Regions from separate parts of the Mus musculus genome. Here region 2 is linked to region 1. The links are chromatin contacts, found by POLR2A ChIA-PET in ENCODE. All regions are on one chromosome and are shown on one strand. Each heading gives the region's core, a stretch centred on a gene start or an enhancer-like site at or near the end of the contact. The rest is flanking DNA. Distances are from core to core; before and after follow the strand shown.

Region 1 (6,876 bases), core at 1,513-4,012:
AGCCAGGGCTACACAGAGAAACCCTGTCTTGAAAAAACCAAAAAAAAAAAAAAAAAAAAAATCCTGCATACGTCTCTTCCCAGCACTCTGGGTGTCAAGTCAAAACAACCAAGAGTTCCATCCAGGTCACCAGCCTAGGCTACTGAAGACCTGGTGTCAAGACAAATTAACACCACAGAAGAGGCTAGAGATATCTCATATTTCAGGGGTTGTGAACTCTTGTTCTTTCAATGACCCAGGTTCGATTCCTGACACCTAGTGTCTCCAGTCAGTCCCATATCCTCTTGAGGCCTTCATGGGCATCAGGCACACATGATGAACAGACAAGACGTGTAAGCTAAATACTCATAAGCATAACTCTTTCCCTAGGCCTGGGGTGCAAGCCTGACATTCCAGCTCCTCAAGATGCTGAATGGGAGAAGGTGAAGTGAGGGCTGCTGGAGCCACTTAGTGAGTGGAGCCTGTGACTTGAGGGTGGACAACCCTGTCTTCATGCTTGGAAGGCTGAGGCAGGGTCAGGAGTGGGGTAGCCTGGGGCACACACAGCTGAGTACAACTCTTGTGATCTATCTGATTAGGGTTTCCACTGCTGTGAAGAGACACCATGACCAAGGCAACTCTTATAAGGACAACATTTAATTGGAGCTGGCTTACAGGTTCAGAGGTTCAGTCCATTATCATCAAGGTCGAATGACAGCATCCAGGCAGTTGTGGTGCCCGAGAAGGAGCTAAGAGTTCTACATCTTGATCAGAAGTCAGCTTGGAGAAGACTGATTTCCAGGCAGCTAGGTGGAGGGTCTCTCAAAGCCCACCCCTCCAGTGACACTCTCCAACAAGGCCACACTTCCTAATAGTGCCACTCCTTGGGCCAACCATATTCAAACCACCACACCATCATACCTGAGCGCAAGCTCTGACCTATTCACACAGTAAGATAAACTCAGGAAAGTTGTCAAGATCAGAAACGGCTAGGGATGGAGCTCCTTTAGGGTGTACAAGGCTCTTGGTCCATCTCCAGCACTTCATAACTGTCACCCCAGCTACATAGCAAGGTTCAGGACATCCTGGGCCACTTAAAACCCCTTATTGGTTTAAGAATAAAAAAGATGGAAGGAGAAAGACAGTTGAGTAACCAGCTTGGCAAACACGCGTGAGAGCCTGAACTTCCTTGCCCGGAGGCTGCATGTCTGAGACCTCCCTTCCTGCCAGCCCAGATAAAGCAGTAAGCTACAAGCTGAGAGACCCAGTCTGGGGAAGTTAGATGGTTCTGGATGGTAAGAGGCACAGATTTTTAAAATTCAAAAATAGAGAATTGAGAACCCCAGTGTCAATTTTCTGCTGCCATTCTCACATGCAAAAATCTGTCAGACACCAAGCCTGGCTTAATCCCAGCACCTGGGAAGCAGGGGGCAGAAGGATCTCGGAGTTCAAGGCCAGGGAAAGCTACAAAGTCAGACTCTGACTCAAAAATACAAAACACTAATCCCAGCCTCCATGTCCCCCTGACCTTCTTCACTGTGATCTGATCTCTCCTCCTGATCTGGGGACCCAAATCCTAGCTCATAAAATACAGTTCCTGAGCTCCAAAAATTGCAGGCAAGACAAAGATCTTTAAATGTGTTGTGATTTCACCTCATGATCCCTTGGCAGCTCTCCTTGTCAGGGAGGGTCCCCTTTCAAAGAGAGGTCTTCCAGGTACTGTATAATGGAAGCCTGGGTGAGAAGGTAGTTGGCCTTCAGGCATGTTCCCTGGGTAAGTCTGGCTGGGCCTGAGTGGCAAAGCAGCCGACAGTACCAAGCAGGAGTAAGTGACCCCCCAGCTCCCTGTCCTCAGGGCTGCGGTAGACAAGGGGCGATAGTGCGAGTGACTCCATTCACTAACTTAGAAACCAGTTTTTGGTTTTGTTCTTCCTTCTGATGCTGGATCTAGTAAACTCCAAGCTGGTCTTGAAGTGCTTGATCCTCCTTCCTCCACTATCCCAGTGCTGAGATGGCAAGCACGTGCCACTATTCCTGGCCTGATTTTAGGGTATTGCTGTGTGGCCCAGGCTGGCCAGGAATGTTCTAAATAGGTTCGTGAGCCATCAAACTCAGGCTGGGGTGCAGCCTAACGGCAGAAAGTCTACCACGTGTAAGGTTCTGCTTTCTATTTTCAGTACTGCTGCAAAGAACAAACTTCTTAAATAGTTCTTGGTGAAGCCGGGAGTGGTGGTGCATTTCTGTCCTCGCAGTAACGCAATAGAGGCTGGGGCTGGAACAGCCGAGAGGCCAGAACGAAACGCAGAGGGAAGCAGGACTGCGTCGAAGGCCCCGAGTTGTACTCGATCTTTTTCACAAAGCCCAGGCGGGTCCCTGACAAACGCACACTGCGCAGGTGCAGCCCAGCGCGACCCCAGGACCAGGACGGCAGCTCGGGCGAAACTGCTCCAGCTTGGTACAGACCAGGTGCAGCACACACTGTGCTTCCGGAGTCTAGAGCGCAAACGCAATGGTTGTCCCACCCCGGCCACGCTGATTGGCTGTCCTTGTCTCAGAGCAGATTTATATGAGAAGTTAAGCACAGAACGAGGTTCTGAGCGCTGATTGGTCTCCATGCCCTGTGGGCGTCTCCCGCAAGGCGGGACGTAGCCAACTGTGCATTTTAAGCCGAGGAGCTGAAGTGATCTGATTGGCTTCACAGCCTTGGGGCGGGTCTTGAAGGCAAGCGAAGGCTGGGTCGGGGCCGCGGCTGCGCAGAGAGTCTGGACGGCAGTCAGACTGGTCCTGCGAGCGCGAAGGGGCGGGGCCGACTCCACGCCTGCGCAGACGAGCCCCACGCGCGGGCGGGTGGGCGGAGCGGCCCCCCTAGCGGGGGCTGTGAAGCGCGGGGAGGGGGCCGAGCGGGTGGCGAAGCCGGCGCGCGCCCGGCTGGGGGCGGAGGGCGGAGGCCCGTGGGACAGAACAGCTGCGGCGAGTGGCGGCGGCGGAGGGAGCCGAATCGGCGACGAGCCCGGGGGTCGCAACTTGCAGAAGCGGCGGCGGCGGCGGCATCGGCCACGGCGGGCGGAAAAGCCGGGGCGCAATGGAGCGGAAGAGGTGGGAGTGCCCGGCGCTCCCGCAGGGCTGGGAAAGGGAAGAAGTGCCCAGGAGGTCGGGGCTGTCGGCCGGCCACAGGGATGTCTTTTACTATAGGTGAATGAGCGCGCCGGCCGCGCAGGGCCCCAACGGGCGCCTCCCAGCGGCCTCTGCGGCGGCCTGGGCGCCCCGACTGCGGGCCGCGGTCTGGGCCGGGCGACGTGCGTCCGAGCGTGCGTCCGAGCGTGCGTCCTACGTGCCAGCTGTGGTCAGTGCGCACGCGCCGGCCATGGCTCGCCTCAGCGCGCATGCGTTGAACCCAGTGCCTTGCCTTTTGCTGATCCGCGCCACCCAGCGCTGCTGTGAGTGCGCGTGCGCCACGCCTGCAGCCAAGGCTTCAGCCTCGTGGCTTTTAGCCCGCCTGTGGCGCGGGCTTTTGTCCTCCAAGGAATCGGGGACCGTGCGCGCCGTGCGAGGGGCGCCCGGGCCTTGGCCAGACGCCGCTGGGAAGCGGGGGTGGGAGGGGGATGGGCTGACCCTTTGACCCTCGCGGGGACTTTATCATGGTTTCGGGAAGCAAGGGAACTGCCCCAGGTGGCCTGATCCCCTCACCTGCATAAATTTGGGTTTGGCTTCTTGTTCAGCAAAATGTCCCCCATTTTTATGGCGTTTCCAAAGCCCTTGCTCTTCTTGAGCGGTGGCCCCAAATGTAACATCACAGTGGCTTCTGACTAATGTGAATGTGGTTTTTGTGTGCAAGACTTTTTTATGAATAAGTCTGCTCTTTAAAAAATATTTTAAATTTTTTATTTATTTAATGCATGAGTGCTCTGCCTGCTTGAAGAGAGAGCATCAGATCACCCAATAGAAGGTTGTGAGCCACCATGTGGTTGCTAGCAATTGAACTCATGACCTCTTAGCCAACTCTCCAGCCTTTTTTTTTTTTTTTTTTTTTTTTTTTTGAGGCAGCGTCTACATAGACCATATTTGCAACCTTTTAATCAGGGCAGTGAAAGCTGTCTATCTGAATAATAGCCAGGCAACCTACACCTGCTGTTCTTCCCCAGTTCTATCCCCAGTGGTGTGAATAGAATCCTGGGCCGCATGCATGCTGCCCTACGGCTGGAGCATCTACCTTTTTAGCCGACTGTAGTTGTCCCTACTCCACTGCACCCGGAATTGGGTGGTGCATTGTGAGTTGAACTGCCTGGCCCTTTGGTCTTAAGGAGTCGTGGGTTTTGGCAGTAAGGTTGGAAGCCAGGGCTAACTTGGGTTCCTTTCAGACTGCAAAGAGGGATGGGGTTGTTGCTTCTAATAGGTCTGCAGTAGGTAGGGTTTTTCCCAGTAGGGCTACATGCAAATGGTGCCCTGTGTGCATGGGACTTCCTCCCCTTCTCCCTTACTTGCAATGGGGCCAACACCTCTGAGAGATGATCCAAAGACACCTTGTCCCCAAGCTGTACCTGTCCCACTTGTCTCATCCCCCACAGCTGCTAGCTCACATCCATGCCCCAGAATAGCCACCAGTGCTTTCCAACGCATTTGTATAGACAGTCTCTTCTTCACGGACTCCTCCCACATACCTTGGAAACACTTAGGGCTGGAGAGTTAGGATGTCAGCCCTGGGTGTACTATGGGCCTATCGCTGGATGAGGGCAGCTCAAACTGTCCCACTCAGCAAGCTGTTGGGCACACTCCATGTGCACACAGACCTACAGAGCCGAGCTCCTTAGGCCCTGCACAGAAGTGCTGTCCCCACCCCAGCAGCCAACAGCCTTGTGACTCGGGTTGGTTTTACCTTTTTATTGGTCTTGCTGTGTAGCCCAGGCTGGCCTGGAACTTGTGGCTCCTCCTTCCTCTGCTTTTGCTGCAAGAGGGGCATATGCCATTGTTCCTGTTTAATAGGGTTTTGTTAGGGTGATCAACCTGCATGCCAGAGTCACTTGTTAGGAGGTGGAGGGGTTTTACCATGTTCTAACTGGTGGAGGCCCTGTCAGATTGGATTTTAGAATATTTATCTTTTAAAAGGAGGCCCAGGGGCTCTGGCTGGGGCTTAGTGAGTAGAACATGTGCCTAGCGCTCAGCCCAGTCCCAGCCACATGAACCAGGTTTCCCTGTGCCTGTCACCAGTGCATTGAGACGGTGGGGACGGGATGACCAGGAATTCAGTCATCCTCAGCTACAGCAACCTGGTTAACAAGAGACGGTTGGGGGAGGGCGGTCCTTTGCCTTCACTGCCCCATGCTCTCCCCACTCCCTGAGCAGCTTCCAGTCCCAGTCAAGTGTCCAGTAGGGGTCCATGCCGAAGCTTGGGACAGCATGTGGGCTGCGGTGCCTCGTCCTAGTGCCCCATCTCAGCTGTTGAGGAGATCAGGGAGCAGCCTTCTGGGCCGCAGACCAGCAACACCCCAAGCCTTGCCCAGCTATTTTTTGTTTGTTTGGTTTGGTTTGGTTTTTTGAGCAGGGTTTCTCTGTGTAGCCCTGGCTATCCTGGAACTCACTCTGTAGACCAGGCTGGCCTCGAACTCAGAAATCGGCCTGCCTCTGCCTCCTGAGTGCTGGGATTAAACAACTGCCCAGCTGGCTAGCTGTTTTCTATGTGGTTCTCACATTAGGGAATCTGAGGCACCTGGGACATGCACTGCCCATGCTTTCTCCCCATCTCTGAGCAGCTGCCAGTCCCAGTCATGGATTCAGGCGGGGTACCATCCCAGAGGTTCCAACTCTAACCACTAATGCCAGAACATTTCACCTCAGCCCCCTCAAATCTACTTCATGTTCTGGGGCATTCCCTATCCATGCAGCCCCACACATACCGTGGCCTTTTACACCCCGCTGAATTTCTCTTGAGTATCTTCAAGGCCTTTGAGTTTTAATATATCAGAGCCTTTTTCTTCCTGGTTGAGTAATACTCCATGACAGGGCAGAACTCCTTACTGGCCATCTGGGACCACACAGGCTGCCCCCCTTTTTGGGTCTGAATGTTCAGCATAGGGTGGTGTGATCCAGTTTTCAGATGGCCTAGAATGTGGCTGGAGCTGCTTGAGGGGTTATCAGACCTATGCAACCTCCCATGCATACACTCCTGAGACTCACCATAGCCTATAAGTAGAACGTGTTTGTACTCACATGCCTTCCCACACTTGGGAGGTTATGGTAACATTGACTATGACAAGTTGAAGACTGGCCTGAAGTACATGAACCACGGTCTCACTCAGTTGATAAGTGCTGTCAGGCAGCTGTGAAGCTTTGAGTCCTACCTCTAGTAACACTTGGTGGTGGCCATGCAGGAGCTTGAAGGAAGATGGGCAATTCTTGGCTAGTGAGTTTTGAGACCAGTCTGGGATAACATGAGATGTATCCTCCAAACTAAATAGATGCAGCCCTATAGCCCAATAGATAAGTGATCCCTGGAAAGCAAGAACTGGTTTCTAGCCTAGGTACCCGAGAGGTACAGGCCCCCATACCTCATAGGGCCTCCTTAGGCTTCCCAGATGAACTGTAGCCACCTAGCTCAAGGCTTGACTGCTAGGGCTGCTCTTCCCACGTGCCTTCCTAATGACCTGGTGAAAACAGGCATGGAGAACAGTGGTGGTGGGTAGGAGATGGGTCCTGCTCGGGCTGACCAGCCTCCCGTCCGCAGCCCCAGCGGGAAGAAGTTCCGCAGCAAGCCACAACTGGCACGTTACCTGGGCGGATCCATGGACCTCAGCACCTTCGACTTCCGCACCGGAAAGATGTTGATGAACAAGATGAATAAGAGTCGCCAGCGTGTGCGCTATGATTCTTCCAACCAGGTCAAGGTGAGGGTGATGACGTCAG
Region 2 (6,876 bases), core at 2,880-5,379, 110 kb before region 1:
AAGGGGAGGGGAGGAGGCCAGGCAGAGTCAGGGGACAGGGAGCAGAAGTCTGGGAATCAGTGTAAACTGGACCACTAGGAGAGAGGCAGGCAGAGACAGCCAAAAATGGAGGACAGGACAAGCTAGAGAGGTATGGGGAAGACATGGAGTCACACAGTGTGGGGACAGATGAAGCAAGGGGCAGCTGGATAACACAAGTCAGAGCCATCACTGGCTGCAGCAGAGCCTCCAGAGGGGAGCGGTCCTCAGCTTCCTAACGCTAATCCTCCCCTCCTCCCCGGCCAGCCAGCCGCTTCAGCAAGGGCTCCTGACTCCAACCCCAAAATGGGCCCCTTCCCCAGAACTATAGGTGTAGGTGTTGTGTATCATACCTGACATGCTGCAGTCCCATCTGTTGAGGACAAAATGGGACTCATGTGTGACTGGTCTGATGAAGACGTGGCTGACTGTAGGCCCTGGGTTATATCTCAAGCAGTAAAGAGTCCTGACCGCCTGTTGGCCCAGTTCTGGAACTCCCTCAGGACCTGTCCACCTCAGTTCACAGCCTTTGTCTGTTGTGAGCCCATCCCCCTGCCTAAAATCTCCCAGGGAGAGGTTGGGGGCGTGGCTAGGGGGTAGAGGGTCTACAAATTGGAGTTAGAATGTTTGTCATCTGGTCTAGATGCAACTCAAAACAGATACAAAGATGACCAGATAAAGGAGAGAGAGCGACAGTTTGTAACATAATTCAGAGGGTAAAAGCTTGCCACCCTCACTCAGTGACCTGAGTTCAATCCCTGGAACCTGCATGAAGGTAGAAAGAGAGAATCAACTCTAAAACATTGTCCTGTGGCGCACAGCATGTCTTTGATCTCAGCACTCAGGAGGCAGAGGCAGGAGGATCTCTGAGTTCAAGGTTAGCCTGGTCTAACAGAGTGAGTTCCAGGACAGCCAGAGTTTTGAGCCAGGAAAACCCTGTCTCAAAACAAAACAAAACAAAACAGCATTGACCTTTGACCTCCATAGGTGCACCATGGCATGTGCGCACACACACACACACACACACACACACACACATGCATCATACATACACACAGCAACAACAACAAATAAAAAATGTAAGTACATAGATATGATGGTTAAAGATAATTGTCAGCCTGACAAAGTGTAGAATCACCCAGGAGACCAGGGTCTGTGTTTGTCTGCCGGGGAATTACTTGATTATTTTCATTGAAGTGGGAAAACATGCCCACTGTGCGTGGCAGCATTCCCTAGGCTGGCATCCTGCCTACTGTGGGTGGCACTGTTTTCTAGGCTGGTATCCCTGGAGTGAGTGCCCTAGCATGCATGTTTTCACTGTCTCTTCTAACTTTAGACAGAGTGTGAGCATCTTCCCCAGCTGCTAAAACCTCCTCTTCCCCAAAGCAATGAACCTGGAACTATTAGCCAAGCAAACCCTTGTTCCCTTGAGTTGGCTTTTCTTGAAGTATTTTATCACAGTGATAGGGAAGGAAGGAAGAATCAGGACTGAAGCACATGGGTTTCATGTGGATGAATGGAAATGGGCAGACACGTCTTTGTGACGTTTCAGAACCCTGAGAATAAATAAAAATTTCCTAAAGCTTCCAAAAAGGAAAGGCAGATGCCATGGGAAAGATCCAGAGAAGCTTTCAGGGGGTCAGAAACCAGAAAACAAAAACTCCAAGGGCAGATGGGGCTGGAGGCGGCTCCGTACTTAGGAACATTTGCTGCCGGTGCAAGGAACCAACGTCTAGGTCCCAGAAGACTGGGCAGCTAACCTGTAACTGCAGCTCACAGGACTCTATGCTCTCTTCTAGCCTTTGTGGGAACTGGTATGTACAGAGACACACTCATATACGTAATCAAAAGTAAAATAGCCGGGTGGGAGTGGTGCATGTCTCTAGTCCCAGCCCTTGGGAGGCAGAGGCAGAGGGATCTGAGTTCCTGGTCTATAGTGTGAGTTCCAGGACAGCCAGGGCTGCTGCTCAAGCAAACAAACAAAACCAAATAAATTAATTAATTAAAAAAGAAACAGGGGCCTAGAGAGATGGCTCAGCGGGTAAGAGCACTGACTGCTCTTCCGAAGGTCCTGAGTTCAATTCCCAGCAACCTCATGGTGGCTCACAACCATCTGTAATGGGGTCTGATGCCCTCTTCTGGTGTGTCTGAAGAGAATGACAGTGTACTCACATACATTAAACAAACAAATAAAATAAAAGAAAGAAAGAAAGAAAGAAAGAAAGAAAGAAAGAAAGAAAGAAAGGAAGGAAGAAAGAAAGGAAGGAAGAAACAAGGAAAATGTATATTCCACCAGAATATTTCGCCAACTATCTTGATATTAAGCACAAAACTGGGATGAAGGTACAGTGGGAGTGATGTGTAGTGGTCACACCTTTCATTCTAGCACAGAGACAGGGGATCTCTGTGAGTTCAATCCCAGCCTGGTATACATAGCAAGTTTCAGGCCAGCCAGGGCTGCATAGAGAGCCTGTTTAAACAAACAAACACAGCCGGGCCTGGTGGCGCACGCCTTTAATCCCAGCACTAGGGAGGCAGAGTTGGCTATACAGAGAAACCCTGTCTCGAAAAACCAAAAAAAAAAAAAAAAAAAGAAAAAGAAAACAAACAAACAAACAAACACAGAGAGCCAAGGACTGCAAGAGTGGATGATATTTCACAGATCTCTCTTCCTTCCTTCCTTCCTTCCTTCCTTCCTTCCTTCCTTCCTTCCTTCCTCTCTCTCTCTCTCTTTCTCTCTCTGTCTCTCTCTCTCTTAGTCTCTCTCTGTGTCTCTGTCTCTCTCTCTCTCTTGGTCTCTGTCTCTCTGTCTCAGTCTCTCTGTTTCTGTCTCTCTGTCACTGTCTCTCTGTATCTCTCTCTCGGTCTCTGTCTGTCTCTGTCTCTCTTTCTGTCTCTCTCTTTCCCCCATCCCCCTTCAGGGCTTACATTAAGTGTAGGATAAGTGAAAAATGCCAGAACAGAAGAGAACCTGGGAGTTGCTCTGTAGGAGAGGGTTCCCTCTGGAACTGCTGCGGTACCAGCCTGGAACGGAAAGCTCCAGGGTAAGTCCTGAGAGCTCACTGCCTCATGAATGCCTCCCTTACACAAGCCTCAATGAGTTGGTTTTGCCTCCCGCTTGGGCAGTGAAATTGCTCGAGTGGCTTAAGGATCTGCAGAGTTGCACAAAAGAGGAAATGGAATCCTTACAGTCTCTGTGGCTGCGTCATGGATTCGACACGCATGGCCAAACCACGAGCATCCCATGGCAAAAGGTGGATCTCTCAGCAGATGGGCAAGCTGGTTGGGGGCGGGTGGGGTTTAGAGATGAAGGATGTCACAAAGGCTGGGAGAAAGCTGTCAGTAAAGACCTCAGATAAGCAGGAGGGCCCGAGTTTGAATCCTCCAAACCCACGAGAGTCTGCTGTTGAGGTGAGCTTCTGAAATCCTAGCGCTGAGGACTGGGAGACAGGCAGATCCCAAGACAACCCTGCCTGGCCCTAATCGGTGAGACGCAGGTCTCCTGAGAGACTCTACTCAAAGGAAAAAAAAAAAGAAAAAAAAGAAAAAGGTGGATCAGGGCAAGAGGGACACTCAGCTCAGCGGTTACAGCACTGTCTGTGAGCACAGAGGATCCAGGTTTGTTCCCAGCACCCACCAGGGGCCTCACAGTCATCTGTAAGTCGAGCTTCAAGGGGATCCCACGTCCTCTCTGACCTCTGAGGTTGCCACGTGGTGCACAGACAGACATGCAGCCACAACATTCAAATGCATAAAGTAAAACTAAACAAATTTCCAAACAAATAGTGTGAGAGGAATTGAGAACCTCTGACGTCACCCGTGCACGTGTGAACACACAGACTGGGATCTGAGGCACGGGCGGCAGCGGGACCCGTTTTGGTTGCTGGAATAAAATACCGAGGTGAAGAGAGCTAGGGGGAAAGGGTTCATGACAACTCGGCTCGCAAGCTTGCTTGTGACTACCCAGCTTGCACTCTTGCTTGAACTCAGCTGACTTTTCCCCACTCTTTCTTTTTACATTTTAGTTTTGTTTTTAGTTGAGAGTGGGGCAGTGTCTTGCGTGTGTACGTGCAGTACTTTCTCAGGCCAGAAGGGGGAGGCAGATCACAGGAGCTGGAGTCACAGGTGGCTGTGAGCTGCAGTTGCTGGGAGCTGTGGCTGCCCTTAACTACTGAGCTGTCTACACAGCCCCCTCCCATGCCTTCTCTATTCACACAGTTCAGGACCCAAATCCAGGGACAATGTACCAGTCTTCTTCCCACCCAAGGTAACACAACAGAGAACCCCTTGGCCAGTTATGATAGTGCATGACTTTAATCCCAGCATTCGGGAGGCAAAAGCAGGTGGATCTCTTTAAGTTGACCAACCCAGTCTACAGATCGAGTTCTAGGATAGCTAGGGCCGCATAATAGAGAGACCCCGACTCAAACAATAACAGAGCACAAAGGTGATCCCACACAGACAGGCCCACATCCACCTACGCTACAGTCCCTCACTGAGACGCCATTCCCTGGTAGTCCTTGGTTGCCTCAAGTGGACAATGAAAATTGACTGTTGCCCAGCCAACCTGCATGGTAAGACCCTGGCTTCCATCCTAAACCCTACAAATATGCACCTATATTTGGCAAAGGCTGGCAGGTAGATGGTGCTCCATGCTGGCGGATGGACACTAACAGAAACAAAGGGAGATGGTCTTCCCTGAGGTTCTTAGGAGTGTGGTGGCAGATACTCATCCTGGGATGAGGATCCAACTAGAAGAAGAAATCACCCATCTATCTATCTATCCACCCATCTACCCATCCACCCATTCACCCACCACCCACAATCCACCCACCCATCCATCTACCTACCTACCTACCCACCCATCCACTCATCTATCCATCCACCCATCCATCCACCCACCCATCCACTCATCTATCCATCTACCCACCCACCCACCCATCCACTCATCTATCCATCTACCCACCCACCCACCCACCCATCCACCCACCCACCCATCCACTCATCTATCCATCTACCCACCCACCCACCCACCCATCCACTCATCTATCCATCCACCCATCCATCCACCCACCCACCCATCCATCCACACATCCCATCCACCCATCTACCTATGGTACCACCTAGCAGTCTACTACTAGACTGTTAGAAGGGGACAGAAATACAGATTCTCAGAACACACAAGATTTTCTTGTCAAGAGCTTTCTATGGATTTGTTATTCTGTCCTTATGATAAAATATTCCTTTTATTCACACAGAGACAGTAAATCATTTGTCTAGAGAGGGCCAGCCAGAGACAAACCATTGACAGGCCAGACCTGGGTGGATCTTCTTGGAGTCTCTAAAGGGGAACCCCAAACCCAGGGTAGGGGAGAGGCCAGCCACAGAATAAGTCTGGAAAGAAACAAAAAGTCCCTTTTGGGTGGATGGTTCATGAAACCACTGCCTGCTCCCTGTCTTCCGTCTAGTGACACAGCCCTGGCTCCAGGCTGAACTGCTGTCTGAACCCATGGTCCCCCCACTCCCCATTTCCCGCTGCCCAAGAGAAGGATTCTGGAAGATGAGGCTACAGGGACCCTTATAGCAGCTGTCAGCCTCTAAGTCAACTCAAGCCAAGCTCTCTCCATTTCAGTGCAGAGGAAACTGAGCCTGGGAGCACCAGGCCAGTCACAGACTCTTCTTCAGGGCCCAGGCTGACCTATGGTGTGGGTCCATCTCCATTTAAGAGATAGCCTCATCCTAGGCTGAGTTCTTCTCTCTCACCTCCAGTGATCATCTCCACTGTCTCTTTCAGACTCCCTTCCTTCCAAGCACTGCCATGCACCGTACATCTGCCCTATTGTCTTCACCTCCATCTCCTCTTCCATCTCCTCTTTCTCTTCCTCCATCTCCTCTCCCATCTCCCTCCTCCTCCAGCGCCTTCATTCCCCTCCATCTCCTCCTTCATGTCTTCCTCCTGTCTCCTCCTTCACCTTCCACTGTCCTCTCTCAATCCCACCCTCCCTTCCCCCATTGCCACCTAGACAGCCAACTGCCCAACGCCCGCCACACCCATCCTCCCCACCCCATCCCCGCCCTCACTTCTGCTGCATTTTGGCTTGCTCTCTTGCTTTCTTCTCTCCCATCCGCACTGTTAACCGTGGTGTCCTCAAATCACTATTAAACATAGCACGATCCCCACCCTGGAGTCTACCTCCTCTAGCCTGGGCTCCCAGGGCCACCTCCAGGGCCCCATCAGCCTTCTCTGTGCCATCGGAGCTGCCTCACACAGGTGCCTTGACAGCTGCAGGGCTGGGGTCATAGTCATCTAGTTCTAGGGATTGGGGTGAGTCTACAGGCCTCTCCTATCACCAGTAAAACCAAGACACACAGTGTTCAGTGCACACCAGTCCCATACAAGCCTCCTCCACCACCCCTCTGTCCTGATCTGTGGCTACCCCGCCTTTTTTGGAAACCAGGGTCTCATTGTGTGGCCCTGGCTGCCCTGGAACTCACCTTGTAGACCAGGCTGGCTGCTGCTCCCATGTATTAGAATTAATGGTGCGCACCAACATGGCTTGACAACTTTTTAAAAAAAAAGATTAAAAAAAAAAAAAAAAAGAGTTGGGCATTGTGGCGCACGCCTTTAATCCCAGCACTCCGGAGGCAGAGACAGGCGGATTTCTGAGTTCGAGGCCAACCTGGTCTACAGAGTGAGTTCCAGGACAGCCAGGGCTACACAGAGAAACTTTGTCTCAAAAAAACAAAACCAAAACAAACAAAAAAAAGATTAATTTTTCTTATTTAAAAATTTGTGTGTAGCTGTGTCTACACTGGGGCATGTGCAATGAGTTGCCCCATGTTGTTGGGTCTGGAGCT

What was found. ChIA-PET counts read pairs that join two places held with the same protein, here RNA polymerase II (POLR2A).
Region 2: POLR2A ChIA-PET joins it to region 1 with 12 read pairs in Patski. The contact joins the enhancer-like site here to the promoter of Mbd3 in region 1. POLR2A ChIA-PET finds 5 or more read pairs at or near these places in 4 of 5 experiments (Patski and embryonic stem cell).

The regions. Positions count from the first base shown.
Region 1 is chr10:80,395,417-80,402,292 of GRCm38, reverse strand. Mbd3 (methyl-CpG binding domain protein 3) reads left to right here and starts at 2,762. Exons shown (of 7, transcript NM_001306143.1): 1 at 2,762-3,075; 2 at 6,698-6,857. The coding sequence starts at 3,062.
Region 2 is chr10:80,506,789-80,513,664 of GRCm38, reverse strand. The region is part of intron 1 of Onecut3 (one cut domain, family member 3); the gene reads right to left. Among named protein-coding and RNA genes, the nearest start is that of Onecut3, 15 kb to the right of the region's middle. Within about 2 kb of position 4,129, at least 1 of the 3 ENCODE cell types and tissues checked has a DNase peak (open chromatin) inside an H3K27ac peak, as active enhancers do.